Linked DNA regions of Homo sapiens: region 2 is linked to region 1. The links are chromatin loops, found by intact Hi-C in ENCODE. Cell type or tissue: mammary epithelial cell. All regions are shown on one strand. Links, peaks and the distances in the headings refer to the core of each region. The heading gives the core; the rest is flanking DNA.

Region 1 (8,926 bases), core at 379-8,378:
CATGCCCACCCAGTGACGTCTCCATAAAAGGCCGAAGAGTACAGGGTTCAGGGGGCTTCTGGATAGCTGGACATCTATGGAGGGTGGTGTACTCAGGGAAGACACAGAAGCCCTGCGCTCCTTCCCCTACCTCGTCCCATGCATCTCTTCATCTGTATCCTTTCTGATATCCTTTATACTAAACCGGTAAATGTAAAATATAAGGTTCCCTGAGTTCTGTGTGCTGCTCTAGCAAATTAATCAAACCCAAAGAGGGGGTCATGGGAACCCCAACATGAAGCCGGTTGGCCCGAAGTTCTGAAGGCCTGGGCTTGTGACTGGCATTTGAAGGGCAGTCTTGGGGACTCTGCCTTCAAACTGTGGGGTCTGACGCTATCTCCAGGTAGAGGTGGAGGACACCCAGCTGGTGTCCAGAACTGATTGCTTGCTTGGTGTGTGGGGAAACCCCTCTCCCATATTTGGTCACAGAAGTCTTCTGTGTTTATTGTTTTTGTAGTGTGAGAACAGAGGAAAAACATAGTTTGAGTTGATTTTTCTACAAACAACGTGTCAGCACCTATAAGACTTAGGGTGGCTGGAATGGTGGGGGCTGGCCGGGCCTCTGTCTTTATTTTTATATGTTTATAGTTTTTTAAAAAACTTTTTATCTTACTCTGTCACCTGGGCTGGAGTGTGATGGCATGACCATAGCTCACGGCAGCCTCAAACACCCAGATTCAAGCTATCCTGCCACCTCATTCTCCTGAGTAGCTGGGACTACAGGTGCATCAGCACGCCTGTCTATTTTTTGTAGCGACAGGGTCTTGCTGTGTGCCTAGGCTGATCTTAACTCCTGGCCTCTCCCACCTCAGCCTCCCAAAGCTGGGATTATAGGCATGAGCCACTGTAGCCGGCCTGTTTATACTTTTTTAAATACTTTTTTTTATAGTCTCTCATCTCTCCATCAGGGTAGTTGGATTTTTTTACATGGTGGCTGCCTTCTAACACAGCAAAAACAAAAGCTGCCAAATCTCCTAAGGCCTAGCCTAGAACTGGCAGATTATCACTTCCATCACATTCTACTGGTCAAGGCAAGTCAAAAGTCCAGCTCAGACTCCAGGGGAGGAGAAACGGGGTCTACCTGTTGAGGGAAGGAGTGATGTGCACATAGATGGGAGAAATTGCTGACTGCCATTTTGGCAGCCAATCCACCACACCAGCCTTGCCTAGACCACCTTTTCAGTGATATGAAGCAATGGATTCCTCTTTTTGCTCAAGCCCGTTAGAGATGGGGTTTCTGACTCCTGCAACCCAAAGAATCCTGTCTGATGCAACATTCAATGCAGGGTATGGGCAGAAAGAAGACAAGGAAAAGGGCAGCATTTCAAGAGAAGGCAAGAACTTTGAACAGCACAAATAAAGGGAGAATCAACAGAGGATTCTAGTGGGGGCACCAAGGACTCTAGAGTTTTCTCAGGCCACTAGCTTGAGTCTTCTGTGGTCAGTCCACACCAGATTACCTGTGAACTGCTCAACTATTTACAGTCTGGACTAATTATTTCAATACAAAGGTTATAATACATTATATTCTTTAAATATTTCATGTGATAATTTCTATGCTTCCCCCCTACACACACTAGAGTATAGGTTACCTGAAGGAAAGGACTGTACTTTCCAGGTACATGTAGGTATTCTGGACAGTTCTTAACATAGTATTCAATAAATGTTTGCTGAGTGAATGAGATCAACATTATTAAATGTCTACTTATTTCCTAGGCATTGGGGTTTTAAAAAATGACTCCGACATAAGCAAAAACTAGTGTCTGTTCCTAAGGGGTTGGAATGGGTAATAGGAAAGGATGAAAATTCACTGAATGATGGATGTTACCAATTTTCAGCTACTAAGTAGTTAATGACATTTGTGAATTCTCCCGTCATTTATTGAGCACCTTTGGTGTGACAGCCTCTGCTCTTGGTGCTGAGAATATAGAAATGAGTAAGACATCCAGAAGGGACAGCCCATCTAGACAGTGAGGCAGACACCTCCAAAAACGTTGCTGTAGATGCCAGGATAGTTATGTGCTTGGCATGGTAGTAGGACAAAGGAAGGAGGTGGTCTCCTCATGCAGCTCACTTCCTTAGATGTTTCAGTCCTATGGTCATCACAGCAGGGAGAAGGAGAGACAAGGAAAGCCAGATGTTGAAAACAAAAGTACAAGCCTCTTGTAAAGGAAAGGAAAATGTATTTCTTTTCATATTCCAGTTTGATTTAATAGTGCAGGGAAGTGTTCCCTTTGGGGGAAAGAGTCATAAGACAAAAAGTACAACAAGCTTCCCTCTGCAAGGATATAAGAACAGAGCAAAAGGAAGAATAAATCAGGTTTTTAAAATGTATTCTTCTAGCTTGAGGTGAACACATGCTGATCAGCTCTACATATCTATATTACAGATAGATAGATAGAAATGCTTATGTTGCGGATCAGCAGCTTTCTGGCCTGATGCAAACATGGATCTCTAATTCTAACTACCTGGTTTATAGCCAACTAAAAATGACCACACTCTTAACATCTACATTTAATTTCTAACATACCATGTTCTATGTGACTGCAAATAAACAATCACTGCTACTTATTTAGTATTAGCAATTATCTGGCACAGAAGCCCGAAACTTCCACTTGGCAAGATTTTGATTAAAAACAGGAAAGTAGACAGACTCAATTGAAACTCTGCAGGCTAGGGAACTTGCCTTTGAATATTCCTTTTTTTAGCAAATGCAACAATTCCATGCTATTGATTTCTCAAGAGCAATGAGAAAATTCTCCAGGCTGCCTTCAAGTGTCCTGGGAGATGGTCTTCAACATGTGCCTTGCCTGCAGACTTGAGGCTACATAAAGAAGTACAAAAATGTATTTTACTTCATCAAAAGTAAACGCTTTTGCTTCTCAAAAAACTCTGATAAGAGGATAAAAAGACAAGATACAGATGGGAAGAAAATATTTACAAAACCAAACATATAACAAGTGATGAGTACCTAGAATGTATAAAGAATTCTCAAAACTCTATAGTAAAAAATAAACAATCCTTGGCCCGGCGCAGTGGCTCATATGTGCAATCCTAGCACTTTGGGAGGCCAAGGTGGCAGATCACTTGAGATCAGGAGTTCAAAATCAGCCTGGCCCATATGGTGAAGCCCCGTCTCTACTAAAAATACAAAAAAAATTAGTGGGGCGTGGTGGCGGGTGCCTGTAATCTCAGCTGCTTGCGAGGCCTAGGCAGGAGAATCACTTGAACCCGGGAGGCGGAGATTGCAGTGAGCCGAGATGGCGGCACTGTACTCCAGCCTGGGAGACAGAGCAAGACTCCATCTCAAATAACAATAAAAATAAAAATAAATCCAATTTAAAAATGAGCAAAACATAGGAACAGACATTTCACTGAAGAGAATATACTAATGGCAAATAAACACATGAAAAGATGTTAAATGTCATTAGCTATTAGGGAAATGCAAATTAAAACCACAATGAGATGTTACTGCTCACTTATCAGAATGGCTACAATAAAAACGAGTTATAACACATATTGCTGGCAAGGATGTGGAGAAACTACATAAATCATACATTGCTGGTAGGAATGTAAAATGGTTCAGCCTCTCTGGAAAGCAGTTTGACAGTTTTTTATAAAACTAAAACATGCAAATCTCCCATCTGACCCAGCAACTGCACTCTCAGGCATTTATCCCAGAAAGAAAACATGTTCAAACAGAAACCTATACACAAATATTCATAGCAGCTTTATTCGTAATTGCCAAAACCTGGTAGCAGCACCATGTCCTTCAACATGTGAATGGTTAAACAACTGTGGTACATCCATACCATGGAATATGACTCAACAATAAAAAGGAACAAACTATTTGATATGCATCCTTTTTTTTTTTGAGATGAAGTCTCGCTCTTTCTCCCAGGCTGGGGTGCAGTGGCACAATCTCAGCTCACTGCAACCTCCGCCTCCCAATTCTCCTGCCTCAGCTTCCCAAATAGCTGGGATTGCAGGTGCCTGCCATCACACCCAGCTAATTGTTGTATTTTTAGTAGAGACAGGGTTTCACCATGTTGGCCAGGCTAGTCTCAAACTCCTGACCTCAAGTGATCTGCCCACCTCGGCCTCCCAAAGTGCTGGGATTACAGGCATGAGCCACCGCACCCGGCCCCACTTACATAGCATTCTTGAAATGATAAAACTATAGAAAAGGAGAAGAGATGAGTGGGTACCAGGCTCTAGGAACGGGAGGGGGTAGTTGCAGGAGGGAGGTGGGTGTGTTTATAAAAAGGCAGCACCAAGGATCCTGTGGGGATGGAACTGTTCTGTATCTTGAGAGTGGTGGTGGATAGAATTGCACAGGACTAAATACACACATGCACACACGCAAACAAGTACTGGGGAAATCTGAATGAGATTGATGGATTGCACCAATGTTAATGTGATATTTGTACTGAAGTTTGACAAGATACTACCATGGGAGACACAGATACTACCACTGGGGGACAGGTAAAGTGTACAGAGTTCCTCAGAAGTATTCCTTACAAGTGCATGTGAATCTACAACAATCTCAAAATTAAAAGTTTACTTAAAAATGTGTTTTAAGGCCAGGCATGGTGGCGCACGCCTGTAATCCCACCACTTTGGGAAGCCAAGATGGGCAGATCAGTTGAGGCCAGGAGTTCGAGAACAGCCTGGCCAACATGGCAAAACTTTGTCTCTACTAAAAAGACAAAAACTAGCCAGGCGTGGTGGTGGGTGCCTGTAATCCCAGCTACTCAGGAGTCTGAGGAAGGAGACCTGCTTGAACCCACGAGGTGGAGGTAGCAGTGAGCTGAGATCGTGCCACTGCACACCAGTCTAGGTGACAGAGACTCTGCATCAAAAAAAAAAATTAAATTAAATTTAGATGCAACTGTAGTCATTTTCACAGAAAAAACTGGGTTTTGGGAGGAGGGGAACAACACAAGCAGGAGTGAACTTTTTCTCTGAAGAAGTTGTTCACAGAATATTCTACCAGGTTATGGCCCTTTGCTGCACCAGAGGAGTTGACCAGCTGTGGAAACTGAGGGCAAACAAAGACTGTAGGTGGTGCTCATTAATATGACCACACATGTCAGTACCTGGCCACAGTGCATGCTGTGTCTCAACCACACAAGTTCAGGGCCAACGGCAATGTCCATTATCCTTGGCCCATCAGTGTGGAGCAAAGCACCTGGCACAAAGCAGTGATTCTACAAGGTTTTTATGGAATAAATAATGGATAATTAAGTCCTGATTTGGTTGGAAGAACATATTAACGTTCATAGATTTGGTTCAGGTTCAAAACAATTCATTATATGAGTTGTTTAGTAAAAGGTTACATAGCAAGTTTGAGTAGAGAATTTTGCAAATTCCTTTGAGAGGTGGAGGCGGGCGGATCACTTGAGGTCAGGAGTTTGAGATCAGCCCAGCCAACATGGTGAAACCCTGTCTCTACAAAAACACAAAAATTAGCCAGGCATGGTGGCACACACCTGTAGTCCCAGCACTTTGGAGGGCTGTGGCATGTGGATTACATGGGGCCAGGAGTTTGAGACCAGCCTGGCCAACATGGCAAAACCCTGTATCTACAAAAAATATAAAAATTAGCTGAGTGTAGTGATGCACACCTGTAATCCCAGCTATTTGGGTAGCTCAGGCATGAGAATTGCTTGAACCCTGGAGGCAGAGGTTGCAGTGGGCCGAGATCATGCCACTGCACTCCAGCCTGGGCGACAGAGCGAGACTCTATCTCAAAAAAAAAAAAAAGAAAAGGAAATTTTGCAAATTCATGTGCTTTGCTTTGCTCCATGTTTTATGATTCCTATATTGGTTTGAGTCTTTACTTTATATCATGCACACACAGATTATAATATAAGTGGTTTGCTATTTCTAACCTCTTGACTCTACCACTTGGAAAGAGTTTCACTCTCTGATTATCGTGTATGACTACTGGCTATTTGCTACTGCAGTTTTCCAGAAGTCTACAACAGGGTTAGAAAACAAACATAGATAAAAATGCCTTACTTTTTACTAGGCACGAAATGTTCCATTCAGTTAAACCTGTAACTGGACTTGTGATGCTTGGGTTCCTACTTCACACAACCACAGAGAAAGCAGTTCTCTGGGGATCTCTAGCTGACTCCATTCTATGCACGGCTAGCCCAGGAGAATTGTCTTTCATTAAGCACATACTGAATCTGAAGGATGAGCTAGCTACACTCCAGGAACATATCGTCCGTGAATTCACTTTGCATTTTATCAACTCACTTTGCAGGATAAGGAAAGTGGGAAATGAAACTGCCAGAAAAATCTGATGTGATGTTGTTTTTAAACAGTCCAAGTCACAGTCCTTTCAAAAGAGGATGCTGCTTGCTGAAGCCTTCCTTGTCCACTCCAGTCCACACTGTTATCTCTCTCCCTTCTCTGAATTCTGACAGTATCTGTTGCTTAAATCACTCACATAAACATTCAATTGTAAATGATCTTGTGCTGTTACAGGGAGGCGGTATGGTGTACTGGAGGCAGACTGCTTGGATTCACATCTTGGCGCTGCTCCTTACGAGCTCTAAAGCCTTGGTTCTCACATTCATAAGCTAAGGATAACAATAGTACCCACCTCATACTGTTGTTGAGGATTAAATGATGTAATATATGTAAAGCACTTATAAATAAGAGCTCGATAAATGTCTGCACAAACAAAACAAAACCTAAAGTCTGTCTTCACGTGGTATCTCTTTCTCCTTACCAGTAAGACTTCAGTAAGGATGTATGCTGTTATCCTGGAAAGTGTCCTAGTAAGGTGGAGGATGCATTTTGATGCCGTATGTCATCATCACAAATTTTGTGAATAGGATTAGGATGAAAGTAGGAGCCTGTGGACAAGCTCTGGACCCCGGCCATCCCTCCCTCTCTGCCTCTGCTTGTGCTGTTCCTACCACTGCAGAGTCTGCAAACTTGCACAAGTGACAAGGGCACACTTCCTCCTTTTACACTAACCTCCAGCTCCTTTCATTCCCAAGGCCGTAGCTCCCATGTAGAATACACAGAGTCTTTTTGCTGGTACACTTTGACCAAAATATTCTACTTCTAGGAAGCTATGCTAAAGAAATAATAGGCTGGGTGTGGTGGCTCACGCCTGTAATCCCAGCACTTTGGGAGGCCGAGGCAGGTGGATCACGAGGTCAGGAGTTCAAGACCAGCCTGGCCAAGATGGTATAACCCCGTCTCTACTAAAAATACAGAAAATTAGCCAGGCCTGGTGGCACGCACCTATAACCCAGCTACTCTGGAGGCTGAGGCAGAGAATTGCTTAATACCTGGAGGGGCGGAGGTTGCAGTGAGCCGAGATTGTGCCACTGCTGTCCAGCCTGGCAAACAGGGCAAGACTCTGTCTCAAAAAAAAGAAAAGAAATAATACAGGAAAATACAGAAAAACTTTTACACACAAACATCACACATTTTGTCATTCTGAAAAAATTAAAACAATTCAAAGGATTATTTATTATGAAAAATCATGGACTGATTATATAAATTATGATATATTCATAAAAAATGCAGTGCAGCTATTGACAATTATACTTAGGAAGAATATGTAATCATATGAAGAAATGTTTCTGTAATGATATTATAAAAATTATAACAGGCCGGGCATGGTGGCTCACGCCTGTAATCCCAGCACTTTGGGAGACTGCGGTGGGCGGATCACAAGCTCAGGAGATCGAGACCATCCCAGCTAACATGGTGAAACCCCATCTCTACTAAAAATACAAAAAAATTAGTCGGGCATGGTGGCAGGCACCTGTAGTCCCAGCTACTTGGGAGGCTGAGGCAGGAGAATGGCGTGAACCTGGGAGGCGGAGCTTGCAGTGAGAGGAGATTGCACCACTGCACTCTAGCCTGGGTGACAGAGCGAGACTCTGTCTCAAAAAAAAAAAAAAAAATTATAATAAAAAATCAGTATAACTCTACAAGACTGACAAAAATAGAAAAGTATTATGATACTTAGTGCTGGTAATGATCTGGAGTAGCAGGAACCCTCATGCCCAGCCACTCCATTCCTCAGTATATATCTATCCCGGAGGCCACACATCAACCAGGACACACGTACAAGAACATTCACAGTGGTAACAGTCCCTATCTAGAAACAACCCAATTGTCATTCCACAACAGAATGGATAAAGAAATTGTTGTACAGTTATTTCACAATTAAGGTCAGTCATTTGTTGCCAAAAATCAAATGTTCCATGTGAAAATGCTAACAGGGAGCCTGTTATCTTAACTCATTTTGCAAAGTAGGGTTTTTCTGTTATGTGTATCAAACCTAATACTGACTGCTACAGAGCCTAACAAAATGCCCCATGCAAAGTATCACAAATGTCGATATCTTCTGTCCCACCCCACCCCCGGAAAATATTCAGGGCAAAATGGTCAACAGAAGTCCAAAATATTTTGCTACTGAAGAGTAAGAGAAACATCTTTCTCCATTTCTTCTGTGTCTTCCTATAGCATCTCTATAGGACTTTGCACAGAGCCAGTAAATTGCAATAGTTATTTATTTTGCCTACGTCTTCTGCACCAGACACTGTCAATACATCAACTGAGTTACTGCCAAACTCTTGCCCCCCCATCTCTATGATGGAAGGTGCTATGATTTTCCCAATATCCGGAGTAGCAACCAGGACATCTGAATAGATCAAGTGATTTGACCAAAGGTACTCAGCTAATAAATGGCAAAATTATTGTCCAAATTCCAGGTCTAAGCTTATTTACTAGGTGCATATCCTTGGATGAGCTCTTTAATCTTTATAAGCCTCAGTTTCCTCAATTGTAGAATGGAATTTGCAATTGTAGAATTGCAATTGTAGAATGGAATTGCAGATGGAATTCT
Region 2 (8,926 bases), core at 458-8,457, 81 kb after region 1:
GATTACAGGCATGATCTACCACACCCAGCCTGTTTAAGTACTTTTGCTAACTGGATAATTTTTAAAAATCATTATTTAAGACTTTGGCAACCTCAAATTTTCATGCTGTGGTACAAAACTACACTTTTTGCTCACTTTCATCTTTGAATACCTTATGAAAGTTTGCTGCTAAACAGAGCAAAGCACTGGTGATTGGTCCATAGAAGAGTATCTCACCAGGCAGCCAGCATGGATGAAAAATTATGGTAACTTACACTGAAGTAATAATGATTACCTGCTGCATTAGGTACAAGGTTTACAGGACAAAGTAATATTTTAATTTAATAGCAGTGGTTACTTATATGATATCTTGAGTAAATTTAATAAATAGGAATCCATTATATCCAAATTACCATTTCAACATGTAAGTATTAGAAAAATTACTAATGAGATAGTTTCCATTTCTTTGAAGGCTTTCAAAGCCTTCAGAATTCAGTGTGTGTTTTATACTTATAAAACATCTTATTTCAAGAGCTAAATTTTTACTAGACATACTTGAGATACATTAGATTTCATAAAACTTATATTTATAAGAGTAGTTTCACATACCTAAATTGTTTGAAACATATTTAAAAGTTTCCGCAGCTCAACCATCAATAAATCATTTTTCTCTTACATTTGCATCTACTTTGACAATTCTTTATCTTAGCAAAAGCATATCAACTTGAAAACTATCTCTGTCCAAGTGTATTTAAATAGCATTTTAATTTAAAATTATTAACATCAAATTCAAATTTGAGTTGAAAAGCAACTCCCTAAATTTATCAATATAAAGAAGTGTTTCTTTTTTTTTTTTTTTGAGATGGAGTCTCACTCTGTCACCCAGGCTGGAGTGCAGTGGCGCTATCTCGGCTCACTGCAACCGCCACCTCCCGGGTTCACGCTATTCCCCCGCCTCAGCCTCCCGAATAGCTGGGATTTCAGGCGCCCACCAACGTGGCCCACTACTTTTTGTATTTTTAGTAGAGACGGGGTTTCACCGTGTTAGACAGGATGGTCTCAAACTCTTGACCTCGTGATCCACCCACCTCAGCCTCCCAAAGTGCTGGGATTATAGGCATGAGCCACCGCGCCCGGCCCTTTTTTTAACTTTTATTTTAGGTTCAGGGGTACATGTGCAGGTTTGTTATATAGGTATATAGTGTGTCACGGGGGTTTGGTGTATAGATTATTTCATCACCCAGGTAATAAGCATAGTACCTGACAGGTAGTTTTCCAACCCTCTCTCTCTTCCCACCCGCCACCCTCAAGTAGACCCGGCATCTTCTGTTCCCTTCTTTGTGTCCACATGTACTCAGTGTTTAGCTCCTACTTGTGAGTGAGAATATGCAGTGTTTGGTTTTCTGTTCCTGTGTTAGTTTGCTTAGAATAATGGCCTCCAGCCCCATCCATGTTGCTGCAAAGGACATGATCTCATTCTTTGTTACGGCCGTGTAGTATTCCATGGTGTATATGCACATTTTCTTTATCCAGTCTACCATTGCTTGGCATTTAGGCTGATTCCATGTCTTTGCTACAGCAGCTTTTTAAACAGATACCATAGTGATAAGTATATTGCCCCTGAATATAATGATCTCTTATTTTCCCTTTATAATTTGAGAAGTGGTCTATACATTTTTACTCTTATATTAAGGCTTCATTTGTAAGTAATAAAGCCTAATTTTTTAAAAAAGAAAAGAAAGCATGAAAAGGAATCTTAAGAGAGCAGAGCACATTCAGAAACTGCTAATGGGCCACAAAGGCTGTAGAGAAAGCAAGAGATGAAGACGGGCAGGTGGGCAATGGAGATTTTTGTATATCGCACATCAAAGTGTGACTTTCATCCCAGTAGCAATGAGGAGCCACTGAAGGATTTTAAACAAGGGACTGACATAACCAGATTCTTTATATAGGAAGATTAAATGGGCTGCACTATGGGAAAGCAAATTGCAAGGTGGCACAGGAGTCTAGTACAAGACAGTAAGGCCTGAATTAAGGCCACAGCAGTGGATGGATTTCAGAGGTGTTTAGGAGGTAATGGGGAAAGGGTCTGGTGACAGACTGGATTTCTCAGGTAAAGAATGAGAAGCAGTGAAAGTGACTCCCAGATGTGACAGGGGGTGGCTGGTGATGCTGTCCACAGAGGCAGGGAATGCAGGAGGCTCAGGTGAATGGGAGTGTCAGGAAGGGGTGAGAGACACAAGGCACATTCAGTTTTTGGCACTTGGGACATCTCATGGAGATGATCACCAGATAACAGAATCTATGGGTCAGGCACTCTGATCTAAGCAGTAACTATAATTTGAATGCAAATAGCAATTGAAGTCATGGGACTTCATGAGATCATCTAAAGAAAATGAAAAAACGGGTAGATGCATAAGTGAAACTATAGAAAATACTAATACCAGGGATGAATTAAGGCGCAGCATCCACAGAGAAAAAACTGGAGCCAGGCATGGTGACACATGCCCATGGTTCCCGCTACTTGGGAGGCTGAGGCAGGAGGATCTCTTCAGTCCAAGAGCTCAAGGCTACAGTGATCACACCTGTGAATAACCACTGCACTCCAGCCTGGGCAGCACAGCCAGACCCTGCTTCTAAAAAGAAAAGAAAAGAGGGGAGAGAGAAAAGAAAAGAAAAGGAAGGAAGGAAGGAAGGACAGAAGGAAGGAAGAAAAGAAAGAAAGAAAGAAAAAAAGAAAGAAAGAGAGAGAAAGAGAGAAAGAAAGGAGAGAGAGAAAGAGAGAAAAGAAAGGAGAGAGAGAGAGAAAGAAAGAAAAGAAAGAGAGAGAAAGAAAGAAAAAAAAGAAAAGAGAAAAACAGAGACAGAGAGAGAGAAAATGAAGAAATGGCCAGAGAGGCAGGAAGAAAACCACAGGGGAGGTGGAGTGGGGAGCAGGGTGGGAAGGCCAGGGAAGAGGGCTATAAGGGCTGAGTAGTCTGCAGTGCTCAATGCTACAGAACTCAGCTCACGCTGACTTAAGGGATTCTCTTCCCCAAGGCACATGGGCTTTGCCCCCCACCGTGTGTACATGTGATCCTGCTTCCCTAGCCACAGTTAATTGGTCAAGGGGTGATCAATGACCCAAGTAGCATCGAAACCTTCCCTGGGCTGAGCTCTTGAAAGGTAAAAGTGGGCCAGACCTGGAATTTGTGGAATGTCACCTGCTTCTGCCACGTGGATTGGAAGCAGACAGAGAAAGGGGAAAGATGAGCAGGGACAGCCAGGAACAATCTTGGTCCAGGGAAGACACCCTGTATTCTGATAAATGACTCTTTTATGCTGCAGCTGGTTCCTGTTGGTTTTTCTTACTTGGAACTATAAAAGTCCCAAAATTCATCCAACAAGAGAGACAGAAATATAAAGAGCTGGATTACCTGACAGAATGAAACATGTGCTGAATGGGGACCTAAGAGGGGGCTGTGGGAGCTCAGGAGCAGGGGAGAGTCATTCCAGCTGGGCGGAGGGAATGCCTCCAGAAGGGAGGCAGCACTTCAGCTGGCACTTTAAGGATGAGGGGGTTTTTAATGGGGAAAGAAAGGAAAGGGTGGATTCTAGCCAAAGGAAGAGCACCAGCAAAGGCAGAGATGAGAGTAAATGGAGCATTAGGGAAATGGAGGCAGCGGCTGTGCCTCTGACAGTTTCCTGGTCTGGTTAACTCCAATATGCCTTTCAGGACCCTAGGAAGCCTTCCTGCCCTCCCACAGAATCTGGCCACCCCATCACAGCCTCTCCCACACTGTATCAAAATGCCCCGTTGACTGGTCTGCATCCCACACCAGACCTGAGGCACTGCATCTATTGATCTTTGTATGTCCTGTGCCTGACCCAAGGCAGGGCTCAATACAGACTTGATCATCTCAAACATCTCCATTCAACCAGTGCATTCAGAGGAGGGAAAGCCATAGGAGACTGAGGGTTTGGCATCCTATTCTAAGGACCAGGAGTGGCAGGAAGGATGCTATTCGGGGTTAGCTTGTGAAGACTTGCAGGTATGGGAACATTAAGACGACTAACATTTTTTTTTTTTTTTTTTTTTGAGACGGAGTCCCGCTCTTCAGCCCAGGCCGGATTGCAGTGGCGCAATCTCGGCTCACTGCAAGCTCCGCCTCCCAGGTTCACGCCATTCTCCTGCCTCAGCCTCCCGAGTAGCTGGGACTACAGGTGCCCGCCACCGCGCCCGGCTAATTTTTTGTATTTTTAGTAGAGACGGGGTTTCACCGTGTTAGCCAAGATGGTCTCGATCTCCTGACCTTGTGATCCGCCCGCCTCGGCCTCCCAAAGTGCTGGGATTACAGGCGTGAGCCACCGCGCCCAGCCGACGACTAACATTTTTTAAAAATTATAGTAAAATATACACCACAATTTAAACCATTTTTTAAAAGGGATGGGTCTCCCTATGTTGCCTTGAACTCCCAGGCATAAGCGATTCTCTTGCCCTAGCCTCCAGAGTAGCTGGGACTATAGGTGCACGCCACCACATCCAGCTTATGTGAACCTTTTTCTTTTTCTTTTTCTTTTTTTTTTTTTTTGAGACGGAGTCTCACTCTATTGCCCAGGCTGGCGTGCAACAGTGCGATTTCGGCTCACTCAACCTCTGCTGCCCGGGTTCAAGCGATTCTCCTGCCCCGAGTAGCTAGGATTACAGGCGCCTGCCACCGCGCCCAGCTCATTTTTGTATTTTTAGTAGAGATGGGGTTTCACCATCTTAGCCAGGCTGGTCTTGAACTCGTGACCTCGTGATCCACCCACCTCGGCCTCTCAAAGTGTTGGGATTACAGGCGTGAGCCTCCGCGCCCAGCCCATGTGCACCATTTTTAAGTGTACAGTTCAGTGGTATTACACTGATACACAGCCATCATCCCAAACTGAAATTCTGTACCCATTAAACAACAACTTGAAACAACAACTCTCTAGCCCATCTCCTCAGGCCCTGCAATCACCAGTCTACTTTTTGTCTCTGTGAATTTTATTCCTCTCAGGTACCTTATATAAGTGATATCACACAGTATCTGCCCTTTCAAAAACAATTTACATTTAAATGTGTTTTCAACTGTAAACATTTACCAAGTATTGTCACTTCCTCCCCTGTGAGGCAGGCAGGGCAGAAACTATTGGTCTGGGTTTGGAGGCCCAGGGAGCTGAGGTTCAGGAAGGTTCAGAGATCTGTCCAAGCCTGTGGCACATAAGATACCCGGCCTATCTGACACCCACACACTCCTCAGAGGCTGGTACAGAATCTGAATGAATCTGGATAGGCGGAGGGCCATGACCACAACTCTCAGCCCACACCAGGTAACCTTCCTGTACCCACAGGCATGGTTTGAACACGTCACTGCAGATTGGCAATCAGAACAGGAAATAATCAATGCAGTAGGGTGAAGCTAAAGGAAAAGGATTCAACCTAAGGACATTCAGCCAGAGGCCAGGATGTATCTATCTACAGTTGGGTGCAGAGATGGCTAGAAAGAAGACCTTAGTTTTTAATTACTCTTTATCTATGGCCATGACTAAATGTTTGGCTAATCAGGGAGACGACTCAGGGAGGTCAAAGTCATTGCCAGCATGAATTATTAATCTGCACACTTGTTTGGAGTCCACTGGAATAGGCAGCATAGTCAAGTCACAGTGGAAGGTGCTACATGATTAATCTTCTTCCTGCCTGAGGCCCCCAGCTCTTGAGTGGGCATTCTTCATACTGAACATCAGGGGAAAGATCTTGTTTTCCACACTCAGGTCAAAAGGTTTGCTCACTTTTTTTTTCCTGCATAATAATGGTTGATACTAATGACCTATTTGCAAACTGCCAAGAGACAGTAGGGTTTCTTCACGTTTGTTTGTTTTCTGGAATCAGAAATGGTTCAAACTGTGCATTACCTTCTAAATCAATGTACTGCAGAAAGCTCTTAGTGAACCTGAAGAAAACGAGTGATATGCATTTTGTTCTCATCAATACTTACTAAAATAATTTATTAGGTGTTTAAATTGTTAGATGAGACAGAGTTATCAGACTGGAATAAAACTTAGTTTTCCTCTGCTATCCTGCTTAGGAGAAAAGAGGGGCTCAAATGAGGATTGGGCTAGCTATAGAAATAAAGCTATCCTTTCTTTGCACTAAGTGTAACGTGAATACATTTTCTGCCCTGTTACAGGATTAATAATTACTGAGTGCCTACTACATACTGGGTCCTTTCATACATATCCTCATTTCATCATCAAAATAACCCCATGTAGGAAACACTATTATTTTCCCATTTTTAGATTAGGAAACTTAGGCATAGACAGGTTAAGGTTGAGCAGCATTCCCAAGGTTCCACAGGTAGCAAGTGTCTGAATCCTTACAGGAACTTACAGACTAAAAGAGCACAGAACCCATAAAAAGGAGACACTTACAATGCAGTGTACTAAATGCAAGGACAGAAATGAGTGCACGGAGTTGGGGACATAAAGAGAGGCTAAATTTCACCTGGGAAAGCTTTCTGGAGAAGATTATGTACATGACTTATTTTTTGAAAGGTATTATTAATATACAACAAAATGCACAGATGTTAAGTATTCAGTTTCATAAGTTTCAACAACTGCATATGTTTGTGTAGCCACCATCAAAAACAAGGTTTAAAACACTTCCATCACCCCCAGAAAGTTCCAGCATATCCCTTTCCTATCAATCCCTCCCCCTTCTCCGATTTCTGAATTCTTTCATTACAGATTAGTTTTGTGTGTTCTTGGACTTCATAAAAACAGAATCTTCTGATGTACACTTTTGTCCCGGCTTCTTTTGCTCAGTTGAGTCTTAAACAACGAACAACCCTTTAGCTGAGCAAAGGGCCGGTGTAAAGCAGATGCAGGGAGGTGAGAGGTGGCCTGGAGCCGGGGTATTGGGCGGGAGGTAATGGGGGTGGGAAGGAAGACAAGGGGAGGGACTGAGGACCCCGAGTTTTAATCTAAGAGGGCTTGGATTTTATTCCATGGGCAAAGGGGAGCTAATGAAGGCTTAAAGCAGCTACAGATGCACCATTTTGCACTTATAATATCTCAAACTCAGTAGTCTTAGGACAAGGTTATTAGTGATCCCCATTTTTTTGGAGTCATTTTATTTTTATTATTATTAAACAACAACATTGTCATGTTTTCTTGAATATTGACAATTTGAAATTTAACTTGTTCATGAAAATAAATCTGGAAAAACCTCAAAGAGGCTAATTTCCGGCCACAATTTAAAAAAACAAACAGAGCCCCAATTGAACTTTAGCTTTAAATTCATTTTAACTTTATCCCCAAGACTCCCAGTTTTGTCCTCCTAGATGCACCGAGACTACACAACATCCTTCGTTAATGGTGGAAAATAAACAGCTTCACAGGAAACAAGACTTCATCACACAAAAATTTATAGACTTGTTCATGATCCCCACTTTTAAGTAAAATTTCCTAGCTGGTAAGTCAGGATTCAAACCCAGACTGACTCCAAATATCCTGCTTTTTCCACCCAGAGAAAGCTTTGAAAATAAGGAGAGAAAAGCCAACATAAGCTATGAATTGCTGCCTGAGAAAGGCAATGAGGAGACTGCAGAGGATGAAAAGTTACTCAGTGCATATGGCAATGGAGCTGAACGGGGCTGACCCGCAGGGAGGGCAGAAGGCAGGAATCCTGGCAAATCCAGGGTGAGCAGGAGCCAGGCAGTTCCTGGCACTCCTGCTTCTCTTCTTTAAGGCGCTGCTAATGACTCCACTGGACATGAGCATGATGGCGTTGGCTCACTCAGGTGGAACAAACTTAAAGAGATAACTTATTTTCCTGGATTCTCTTAGCAAGCAACTTCAAACCTGTTTGTATGCCGCCCTTATACTGCATTAAGCCAACTCTCCACTGACCAAGTATACTCTACGACCTTGCAGATGTGTTAAAAAGAACCTCCAGGATTACTAAAAACTATATCAAATTCATATTTACTAAAGATTTTTAAACCGATTTACCTTTTTATCCTTCCCACTGCATTTCTTCACAGCATTCCTTCTACAATGAACCAAACGAAGGTAACAGAGTCAGTTTCTAGAAAACATCCTCAGAATTACGCCTTCTCTTACTCCATACTCAAAATCTGCTCCAAAATGTGATAAAAAGTAATAGTGAGGAAAAGGAGGGCTAATAATATGTTTCAATTAAAAACTTAAACAATTGGATTTGTCTGTGTCACAGGATTTAATGACATTCTGGAGATGAATTGAACATCATGAGGCCCAAGAGCTCAAGAGAAAGGCAGTCTGGTAATATAATATGCAGAAAAAAGAGCTGAAGAAAGTCTGGGACATGCAAAAACCTGTTACGCTTTCCTAACCTCATTTAACCATAATACCTATTTTCCAGGAAAAAATATTAGCACCCTACACCTTCAGATATGCTTTAGGAAAGGTTGCAATTGTTTTCTTGTGCCTGGAAAGCTTCCCTGCCTTGTCTTTCTGCACTCCTCTTCTGAGTTACCACCTTTTTCTTTTTCCTATCTTTGCTTGGAATGACTTCTTTATGGAGACCTTCCTAGAAACATATCCCTCCCAAGACCCCACCCCAAAGGCCAGATTCATACCCCTTCTATGTACCCAAGCCTGCTGATCACAGCAGGAACCCCTCTGTGTTATAACTGCTTGTTTACTCCTCAGCCTTCTGAGCCTATGTGAACTTTTTCAAGTCAAGGACAATGTCTTGTCCACCATTATATTCCTAGTAACTAAAACAGTGTCTGACAATAAATGTTCAATAACCAATTGACAAGTGACTGACTGATTGAGCAGCCAATGAACTGTCAACCTAAATAACAGACAAAGAGGGAGACTCTTTCAAAGAAAATAATACTTATTTGGGAGTTGCACTGCAATGGGAATGTGCATGGATATATTCAGGGAGGTCAAAGGA

Evidence for each region. Peaks named below come from ENCODE experiments on the same cell type or tissue, not always from the same donor. Only the 100,000 strongest peaks of a DNase experiment are listed, where the experiment ranks them.
Region 2: a loop joins it to region 1, with 3 times the contacts of the local background. A loop is called at or near these places in 2 of 110 quality-filtered maps.

The regions. Positions count from the first base shown.
Region 1 is chr12:94,656,908-94,665,833 of GRCh38, forward strand. No RefSeq gene overlaps it. Among named protein-coding and RNA genes, the nearest start is that of TMCC3, 11 kb to the left of the region's middle. In mammary epithelial cell, for the core only: no CTCF peak of the experiment used is centred there; a DNase peak (open chromatin) is centred at 3,724; H3K27ac peaks cover 518 bases.
Region 2 is chr12:94,738,108-94,747,033 of GRCh38, forward strand. No RefSeq gene overlaps it. Among named protein-coding and RNA genes, the nearest start is that of MIR492, 92 kb to the right of the region's middle. In mammary epithelial cell, for the core only: no CTCF peak of the experiment used is centred there; a DNase peak (open chromatin) is centred at 5,274.